Regions from separate parts of the Homo sapiens genome. Here region 2 is linked to region 1. The links are chromatin contacts, found by Hi-C or POLR2A ChIA-PET in ENCODE. All regions are on one chromosome and are shown on one strand. The core of a region is the stretch at or near the end of the contact, and the rest is flanking DNA. Distances in the headings are between cores, read along the strand shown. Region 1 has its middle 30 kb from the start of TFAM. Region 2 overlaps BICC1 (BicC family RNA binding protein 1).

Region 1 (4,508 bases), core at 6-2,505:
AATTACTAGGCCCAGAGACCCATGAATATTTAAATCCTGCCAAAGAATAAATAGAAAAGGAAGGCATATACTGAAGGAAGGTTAGCAAAGGGAAACAAACTAACACAATAAATGTGCTTTTGACTTCCAACCCCAATAGAGACAACTCACATAAATTTGTCTACAGTGAAGCCTCTTCTAACCCACCTTCCTCCATCCAAAGATCCCAAGCCACAGTTCCAATTGGCCACAAAATGACCATGGGGGATAAAGGGGGAATAGAAAGATGTGACTGTGACTTAAACTTCTGTGAACATAGACCCTGGACCTTACCACTTTAGCAGCTTGGAAGGAAGATGAGAGAACACTCCTGTGGATGTGATATTGAGGGAAAGTGTGTTGCAAGCAGAGGAAAACGTAAGTGCACTGAGGCAGGAGCATGCTTGGCATGCCCAAGGGTCATCTCCTGATTCTTGGCTTTTATTTACTGTTTAATCTGTAACTCTGACAAGTGTTTTGTGTATCAACTGACAGCTAGAGATGTGATACTTTTAAACATTGTGACTTTCATTCCTTGGCTGTACTGGGCAATATTATATTCAGAAACAGAAACTTTGTTTGTTGACATAAAGTTATTCCCTACTGGCACTTAACATTCTGAAAATCAGTGATGTCACTCTTTTCCTAATCAACATTTATGATGGTGGTATGGTTGGGGGGACCTTGTAAAGACAGATTATAAAGAGAAGTGATATGAATAATACTGGCAATAAATTAAACGCTTTTATTGGAAGACTTCATTTGGATTCATAGTTTGTACAAATGATTCATAATTTACCATGTGCTTTCTGATCATTCCATGAACCATGAGGAATGCTTAAGACTGCCCCCACTCTGATTGTGGAAGAAAAGATAAGCTATACCTAGAGGTCTAAGTTAATAGCACCTCGGTAAAACTTGATCTGTATGGCAGTTGACCCAATCATTTGGAAGTAGTTTTGGTGCCCAGTTTGGTGGATTTTTCCTGGTTTCCATGAGGTTCAGACATCTAGAGCTATTTATCCCAGGAAACTACAGCTAGATTCATTCTCTTATGAGGCTGTTTTCACATTTCTCAAAAGTAGTTTATTCCACAAACATCAGAGGGCAGCATTTGATAGGGATTCCAAAAAGACAGAAAAGCTTGTCCACATCGGACCTGCTTGCATGCTCCACTGGGCTATGCTTTTCTCTCTCCTCTTTCCTGGTTCCATTTCTGTTTTCAAGCCAGGAAATGCCTTCACCTGTGGCTTTCCAGAAACCACTGCTCCCTTCTTCCTCATGGGACACGGTGAACTGGCTGAGGTACATGGTAGATTAGTGCTCCGCCTCCCTTCTCCCTCCTTCTTGGATGCTTTCTTGTACTACACAGGCTGGAAAGCCAAAAATTCCATGTCCTGATTTTCTTATAGTGAAGGTTCCAGATGTGGGAACCTCAGTCCATGATGAAGATCTGACAAAATCTCAGCCAACCCAACGGGGAGCTCCAGAGCAAAGATTGCTCATTAAAGAAACCCACAGAAATGGCCAGGCCCTAGTGTCCTTACTGTGCTCAGTCACTGGGTGGGGGTTACCTTGGAAGAATGCAGATTCGGCTTGAAAGTGAAGGCAGATCATGAATTCATTAACAGCTGAGGCTGCCAGCAAGTTCTTCCTTCAAGGGTGTTATGAGCAGTAAACCTCCATGGTTGCCACAATCCACCCTTGTGCTGTGTGGCTTCGTATCACCATATACACTTGCAGAGCAGCTTCTTTGGGGTCCCAGTGAGCCTCTCTTCCTAAGGGGAAACTGAGAAGAGGGAGCTTAGGGGCTCCAATTGGTATTCACTATCCCCACCTTCCCCACCCAATGTCCATTCTAAATTCCCTGCTTCCTCAGCTACCACCTCCGTGGCTTACCTACTGAGCTGACTCTAACTCCCATTCCTGAGGGGTCTGGACCCCTGATAATCACACTTTTCTCAGATCAGGATGGCTGCACTTGTCCATTCACAGTCACATCTGGATAAAGGAGTAACAGGAAGTGCCCCTGCAGATCACCTGAGTTCTGTAAATGTTCCTCTCAATTGTATAAGAAAGAGGTGTAAGCCTCACCTTTTTCTGCTGGTCAGGGCCAATGACACCTTTCAGGACAATGACTCCTGTTCTTGCCTGCTGGTCCTGAATATAAAGAGCCAAAGTGCCCAGAGGGCAGCTGAGGCTGGTAGTTTAATGGAAATCTTGCTGTGTCCCTTGGCAAGGGTGTGTCCCCTTTTGGAACTGGGACCTCTAATCCTGCAGAGCCCAGAGTTAAAGGGACAAAAAGAAAAGCCCCCTAGTGGGTCATTGAAAATGATGTTAGGTAGGGCCACTTGTGCTTCTATACCTTGGTTCCTACTGGAGACCCAGCAGCATATGGAGGTGTCTGATTCAGTATGTATACTTCATCCTATTGGATGCCTATGAGTTAGTGTTTCAGCTGTGCCTTTTTCAGAGTGTTGCCTGTGAGTTAGTGTTTCAGTTGTTTCTTTCCAGCAAATCATTTCATTACTCTAATAGGCTGGTAGTGTCTGGATGGGGCAGTATGTGATATGACCATTGGGTCTCCTGGTTATGGCTCTCACTCTCATACCTCCTTCTCTCCCATACCTTCAGTGGGTTCTCTGATCAGATGCTGTATTGTCTAGGATTCTATGACTATGGATCAGGCATTCCATAGCCAGACCCTCCAAATCTGATAAAATCCCATGCAGCTATCTTCTACTGTGATGCAGTAACAGAGAGACCCAATTAATTAATTTTATTGATGTAGATCCTGTAAAAATACAACTTAAGAGTGCAATTGGTACAAAGATAGAAACAAATCTACACATACTAGTCACCTAACTTATGACAAAAATGACACTGCTGTGCAGTGAGTGGTAATAGATGATTATGTTAATAAATGGTGCTGGTTGGGCAGGTGGTATGGCCCACACCTGTAATCCCAGCACTGTGGGAGGCCAAGGTGGGAGTATCACTTGAGGCCAGGAGTTTGAGATCAGCCCAGGGAACAAAGTGAGACCCTATGTCTACCAAAAAATGTTTAAAAATTAGATGGACATGGTGGCACACACTTGTAATACCAGCTACTTGAGACTGCAGTGAGCTATGATCATGCCACTGCACTCCAGCCTGGGAAACACAGTGAAACCTTGTCTCTAAAAAATAAATGCATACATACATACATACATACATAAAAATAAATTATGCTGGGCTGGGAGCAGTGGCTCATGCCTGTAATCCCAGCACTTTGTGAGGCCAAGGCAGGTGGATCACCTGAGGTCAGGAGTTCAAGACCAGCCTGACCAACATGGCGAAACCGCGTCTCTACTGAAAATACAAAAATTAGCCGGGCGTGGTGGTGGGCACCTGTAATCCCAGATACTTGGGAGGCTGAGGCAGGAGAATTGCTTGAACCTGGCAGAGGTTGCAGTGAGCCAAGATCGCACCATTGCACTCCAGAGCCTGGGCAATAGAGTGAGACTCTGTCTCAAAAAAAAAAAAAAAAAAAAAAAGGATGCTGGGCAACTGGATATCCACATGGAAAAAATGTATCTTGATCTTGAGCCTTCCTTACACTAAACTAAAAAAATAAATCCAGCTGGATTGTTGATCTAAATGTGAATGGTAAGACAATAAAGCTTTAGGAGAAAACAGAAAATTTCTGATACCTTGGAGTATGCAAAGATTTCTTAAAAAGACAACAAAGTACTTACCAAAAAGGAATATACTTATGAATTGGAGTTTAATAAAATTGAGAACTTATGTTTATCAAACAAACAAACCACATGGAATGTCAAAAGGCAAGCCAGGTCTAGGAGAAAATATTTGCAATGGCACCTGCTTAACAAAGGACTCCTACCCATTTATATAAAATTCTCTTATTTTCTTACAAATAAGAAAAAGAGATAACCCAACAAAAAGAGCAACAAGCAAGATTTAACAGGTGCTTTACCAAAGAGGATATCATTCATTTAATTCATTTGTTTCTGTTTATTTTCTTTTGTTTATTTACTTTTTATTTTTTATTATACTTTAAGTTCTATGGTACATATGCACAACGTACAGGTTTGTCACATATGTATACATGTGCCAAGTTGGTGTTACTGTACCTGTTAGCTCGTCATTTACATTAGGTACTTTTTTTTAAAATTATACTTTAAGTTCTAAGGTACATGTGCACAGCGTGCAGGTTAGTCACATATGTATACATGTGCCATATTGGTGTGCTGCACCCGTTGACTCGTCATTTACATTAGGTATTTCTCCTAATGCTATCCCTCCCTGCTCCCCCCACTCCACGACAGGCCCTGGTGTATGATGTTCCCCACCCTGTGTCCAAGTGTTCTCATTGTTCAATTCCCACCTATGAGTGAGAACATGTGGTGTTTGGTTTTCTCTTCTTGCGATAGTTTGCTCAGAATGATGGTTTCCAGCTTCATCCATGTCCCTACAAAGGACATAAACTC
Region 2 (4,506 bases), core at 158-2,657, 340 kb after region 1:
AAGATTAAAGTACCTTTGGTAGCACATTATTAAGAAAATCCACAGCTGTTTTAAAGTGGGTGTTTCCTCATGGAGAAAAGTCTAAAGTCTCTTGCAGTTACATTCTGATTTCTTCGTAGCTTGCCAAAGGTTGGCAACCTTTGCTCAGTACATGCCTCACACGGCAGGGAGCAGGAGTGTCTCATCATTTCTGGGGTGGGTGGTCTCCTTGGGGGAGCCCAGGGATGCCTTATGCATGGCTGAGAAATTTTCTTTCTGTGGCCCTCTGTACTGTATGGGCTTTAGGGACAAACTTGTGAGGGGGGGTGTGTATGTGTGTGTGTGTGTGTGTGTGTGTAAAACACTCTTCTTGAGCTCTGACTGCAAGAAGAAATGGTTTGAGAAGACAGAGGAAGGCTGAGAAAGGACTTTGAATGTGAAAATGCTATTCTTGTAGCATCCTTAATGCCATTGGTCCTTAGCTTTATAGATCAAGATTGCGAGTGAGCCCCTTATAGGTCTGGGGTTTATTGTTGCTAATACCAGATGAGTTACAGTATGTATTGCAGTCCTTGTATTTTAAGTTACATCTGGTTTCTCTTAAAGTTCCTTAGTAAACCAAAACTGTTGGTGAGTGGAAGCCTGATGCTGAAAATTTTGAAAAGCAACTGTGTCAGATCACAGGATTTTTCTTTGTTTTTTGTTTTCATAGAGTTGTTTTGGGCTTGGTGACTGTTTCATTTAAATCAAGTATAAATGCACAGAGGTAAACAGACACTCCTATTTAGTCTTAAGAACTTGGTTTGATTTGGAATTTTAACTGCCAGGGCCCACTGTTTAGTGTCTAGCCTGCTTTCTATTTCCTGCGCTATTGTTTTGCTTTTGGTCACCTTAGGGGAAAGGCTACAGCTTCCATGGTCCCAAAGTCAGTGGCGCTGTCAGATTATAAACTGAGAAGAGCTGATTCCTTGGTGGACAACCAGAGTTCTTCATGTGATTTTAGTTTACATTTAGTTGGATTTCACATTACAGTACATTTGGTGAATTATTTCCTGAATGAGACTGAGAAATCACTGGGCTCTGGCAACTCTGTACTGCTTCCTCTGCTTTAGGGATTTTCTGTCTGAAATCTTCAGAAAAAGTTGCAATAGAGTTCATGAAAACCCTCAGTTCTAAATGGACACATGAAGAAACACCTTAGGTTTGAAAGGGTGTTTTAAAATTACATTCCTGTCTTGTATTTTTTTTTCTCCTTTTTATTTTTTTTTTCTTTTTGGCCTAAGTTTCAATGACATTCTGGAAGATGAATTTCAGTTGGGTTTTGGGAAACTATTTCCAGCAGCGGTTGAGTCTGGATTTGATTCCACAGAGTTACAGCCGAGGCTTCTCTGCATTGGCCACACCTGCTTTCTTGAGCAACCTGAGAGACACTGCCTGTGGACATTTTCCACTACTTAGTGATTAGTCACCTCACAGTTCTGCTGTTTTTGCCGTGAGATAATTTCACTTTCTCCTTCTGCTCCTGCGTGTTCTATGTCTGTTTTCACCCATCTTTGCTTTTCCCATTTTCCTCTGGATTTATTTATTCTGTCCCTTACATTTCTTTATACATTTGCCTCTTCTTATCCTGGGAACCTCACACCTCTGCTTGTTCCATTTTCACTTGTTTCTGGATGTGTTGTATCTATTCCTTTGAAAAACGTTGCTCTTTTGTAACATGACCTGTCCCAGCATCATCAAGATAGAGACTTTTAAAAAATACTCCCTTTCGTATCTTAGAAGGCAATAGATCTTCTTTCCCAGCCAACCAGCTGGAAAGGCTTTTTTTTGCTTTTCCGTTTTTTGCATTTCCACGTAGACTGCGTTGCTCCTTGCTAGAGAAACCACAAGCATTCCTGTGTGAAATGAAACTCGCTGTTTTGTGATTTTGTGTGTGGGGGTGGAGAGGGGCATGGTAATATTTAGAGTCCCTGGCCTTTGCCTCCCAAAGGTTTGTCATTAACATTTTGTTGATTTTTAAGCTTGCTCTTATATTTAGGACCAGTTTACTGAGTTTACCTCCCATTCCCTTTCTAGCAGGACACCCAAGAGTCCTGTTTGCTCATTTCCTCTTGTCCTGGTCCCACCCTAAGGGTTTTCCATGGGCTCGCACTTCTCAAGGAGTTCTTGGGATCCAGGACCCTTTAGCAACTACTAGCCTTTTTTTTTTTTTTTTTTTTTTTTTTTTTTTTGCCAGAGTCTTCTCCTTAGCAACTGTAATGGCATATTAAGTTACCAGTTAATTCCTTTGTGAGGAAGCGTAGCAGTTTAATATCGAACAAAGGCATGTTTGAGCAAATATTGACAATTGAACACTTTAGCAACATTAAGATGCCTTTTATAATGGATCTGTCTTACAAAGAAAAGCGATAACTTTCTAGTCTCTTATGCTGTCCAAAACTCAGGGACTTCGTAGATTTAGATAACATGATTTCCTTGGTAGTTGGATTTCAGCAATATCATAGACTTTGATAGTGAAGCATGCTTGTATGCTATTTTCAAATAATTTTCATTGGTGCTAACATTTTTAAAAATTCAATTATTGTCTCACTGCTTTAATTTCTTAGTTACTCTAATAACAAAGCCCTTTTATTGTGCAGAGAAGTAACCGTATGTAATTTATAATACGGGATGCTGAACAGGACTTATCGTGTAACCCGCTACAAGACTTTAGAATATACAAGGACTGTATATAAAATAATGAGACCAAGTCTGTGGCTCAGGCATGAAATCAGCCACCTTGTTGAATGTTAAACTACTTTTATATAATGTTCTGTGGATTTGTATTTGTTCATGAGTATGTGAACATTTCTCCTCTATGAAATAAAGCTGTCAATGAGTTCTATGAAATCGTAACACATTTTCTATAGGACGAGTATTTGACGTTATGGTTAAATATAGTACCAATTTATCTACCCAACTATTATCATGTTTCTATGTTTCTACTGGAAAATGCACTCCTAATTGAGATGTCAGAGGTGAGAACTAAAGCCTCTGTGAGACTAGCATTTAAGAATGCAGAAGTAAATATCAGTGAGTCCATGCCAGAGTGGAGCTTATCAGTAAGTGATGTTATGGAGAGTATATATTCAGAGTCTCTGACTAAGGTTTCAGTTCCTTTAAGAGATTGAGTCCGTAAAAAGGGACAGGAAGGGCACAGGTCTTTTAATGCTGTACACCTATGTAATTTCACAAGAGCCAGGACCCCCCATCCAGGTCAGCCACTCTCAAGATATTCAAGACATAACTTCCTTCAGTGATTATTTGTATGTTTAGGTTGTTCTTGGGTAAACTGTGTTAGAACCAGAGATGCCATAAATATCAATGCAGTCTGTCCTTAAGCCTGTGGCTGCCAACTCAGATCAGCTGTGTACAGCTGACCTTTACATCAAAGGCTTCTCTTTTTGCTGCCACAGCAAAAGGTTTGAAGTTCTTGGCAGTCAGCAACACTGTGAAGAACACAAGGGGAAGATGCATTTCCTATCTCAGAAACAACCCATAGGAAGCAACCTTAGCAGTGGTGCTTGGTTTCCTAAGCCATTCTGCATAAGACATAACATACTGACACTTAACACATTTGCAGTATTTTTCCTTCTACTATCTTAAAAAAAAATATATGTAGTTTTAAAGTCATCCTATGAATGATTAGGCTTCTGTGAGCCAAACCTAGGTCAGTAGCCGTCATTAAAAATTTTTTTTGGTTGGAAAAATATGTTGTATATTTCACATAACCAGTTCATATAAACACTTACAGAATATAATCCATTCATAAGTTTGCGGTTCCCAAGTGTGTGTTTAGCATGTGCCATATATACTTATAGATTTGACATTATATAGGAGCCCCTCACTATAAGTGCCTAAAGGTTGCTAGATGATTACTAATGTATTCTTCCCCTACCAAATTGACAATTCTCTGCTACTGAATAAAAAATGGAACTTGTGATGTATCCTAGAACAGGCTATTAAATCACTGCCATGAGTATGACATTCACTAAGAAAGGAATTCCTGGCACATAGTTCATCTAGTTTTTCTCCTCTTCCCTATAAGGTCTGTGACAAAAAGGCAGTTCACTGTTCTTCTTGTCCCTGCCTGGTTACAAGGTTAGTTCTAATAACCAAACTGTGGGTCTAGATAGTAATTCTATTTCAACCCTGTAAATAATTACCCAAAGCTGCCAAGCTTAAGAAATGTTTTATCAGACATTTCTTCTCATCATCGGTAAGTCTAAGATAATGAAACAAATGGCACTAACTTTTTTTATTTTTTACTTGTGAAACATTTCTGTTTTGGGGAATAAAAGAGCAAGAGATTTTTAAAGCTCTGTTAAGTTCTGTAAAGTCTGATCAGAAAATGGAATTAAAATTAATAAAAACTGAGCTTTTGTTCTAATAAGATTTTTTTTAAGCTGGCCACTTGCTTAAGTCCAATTTAGCTTCCCAAGGACAGTATCTTTGATCATTAAAATATTTATTTATTTATTTATTTAT

The links. A loop is a pair of places that touch in the nucleus more often than their neighbours do. ChIA-PET counts read pairs that join two places held with the same protein, here RNA polymerase II (POLR2A). Pooled maps may share reads with other maps.
Region 2: a map of chondrocyte shows a loop between it and region 1 (2.9-fold over the local background). The contact joins two enhancer-like sites. A Hi-C loop is called at or near these places in 1 of 168 maps with a recorded cell type or tissue (chondrocyte) and 1 of 50 pooled maps. POLR2A ChIA-PET finds 5 or more read pairs at or near these places in 2 of 52 experiments (MCF 10A and RWPE1).

What each region holds. Positions count from the first base shown.
Region 1 is chr10:58,413,601-58,418,108 of GRCh38, forward strand. No RefSeq gene overlaps it. Among named protein-coding and RNA genes, the nearest start is that of TFAM, 30 kb to the left of the region's middle. Within about 2 kb of position 1,256, at least 2 of the 41 ENCODE cell types and tissues checked have a DNase peak (open chromatin) inside an H3K27ac peak, as active enhancers do.
Region 2 is chr10:58,754,449-58,758,954 of GRCh38, forward strand. All of the region lies in intron 3 of BICC1 (BicC family RNA binding protein 1), which reads left to right. Among named protein-coding and RNA genes, the nearest start is that of LINC00844, 240 kb to the right of the region's middle. Within about 2 kb of position 1,408, at least 7 of the 41 ENCODE cell types and tissues checked have a DNase peak (open chromatin) inside an H3K27ac peak, as active enhancers do.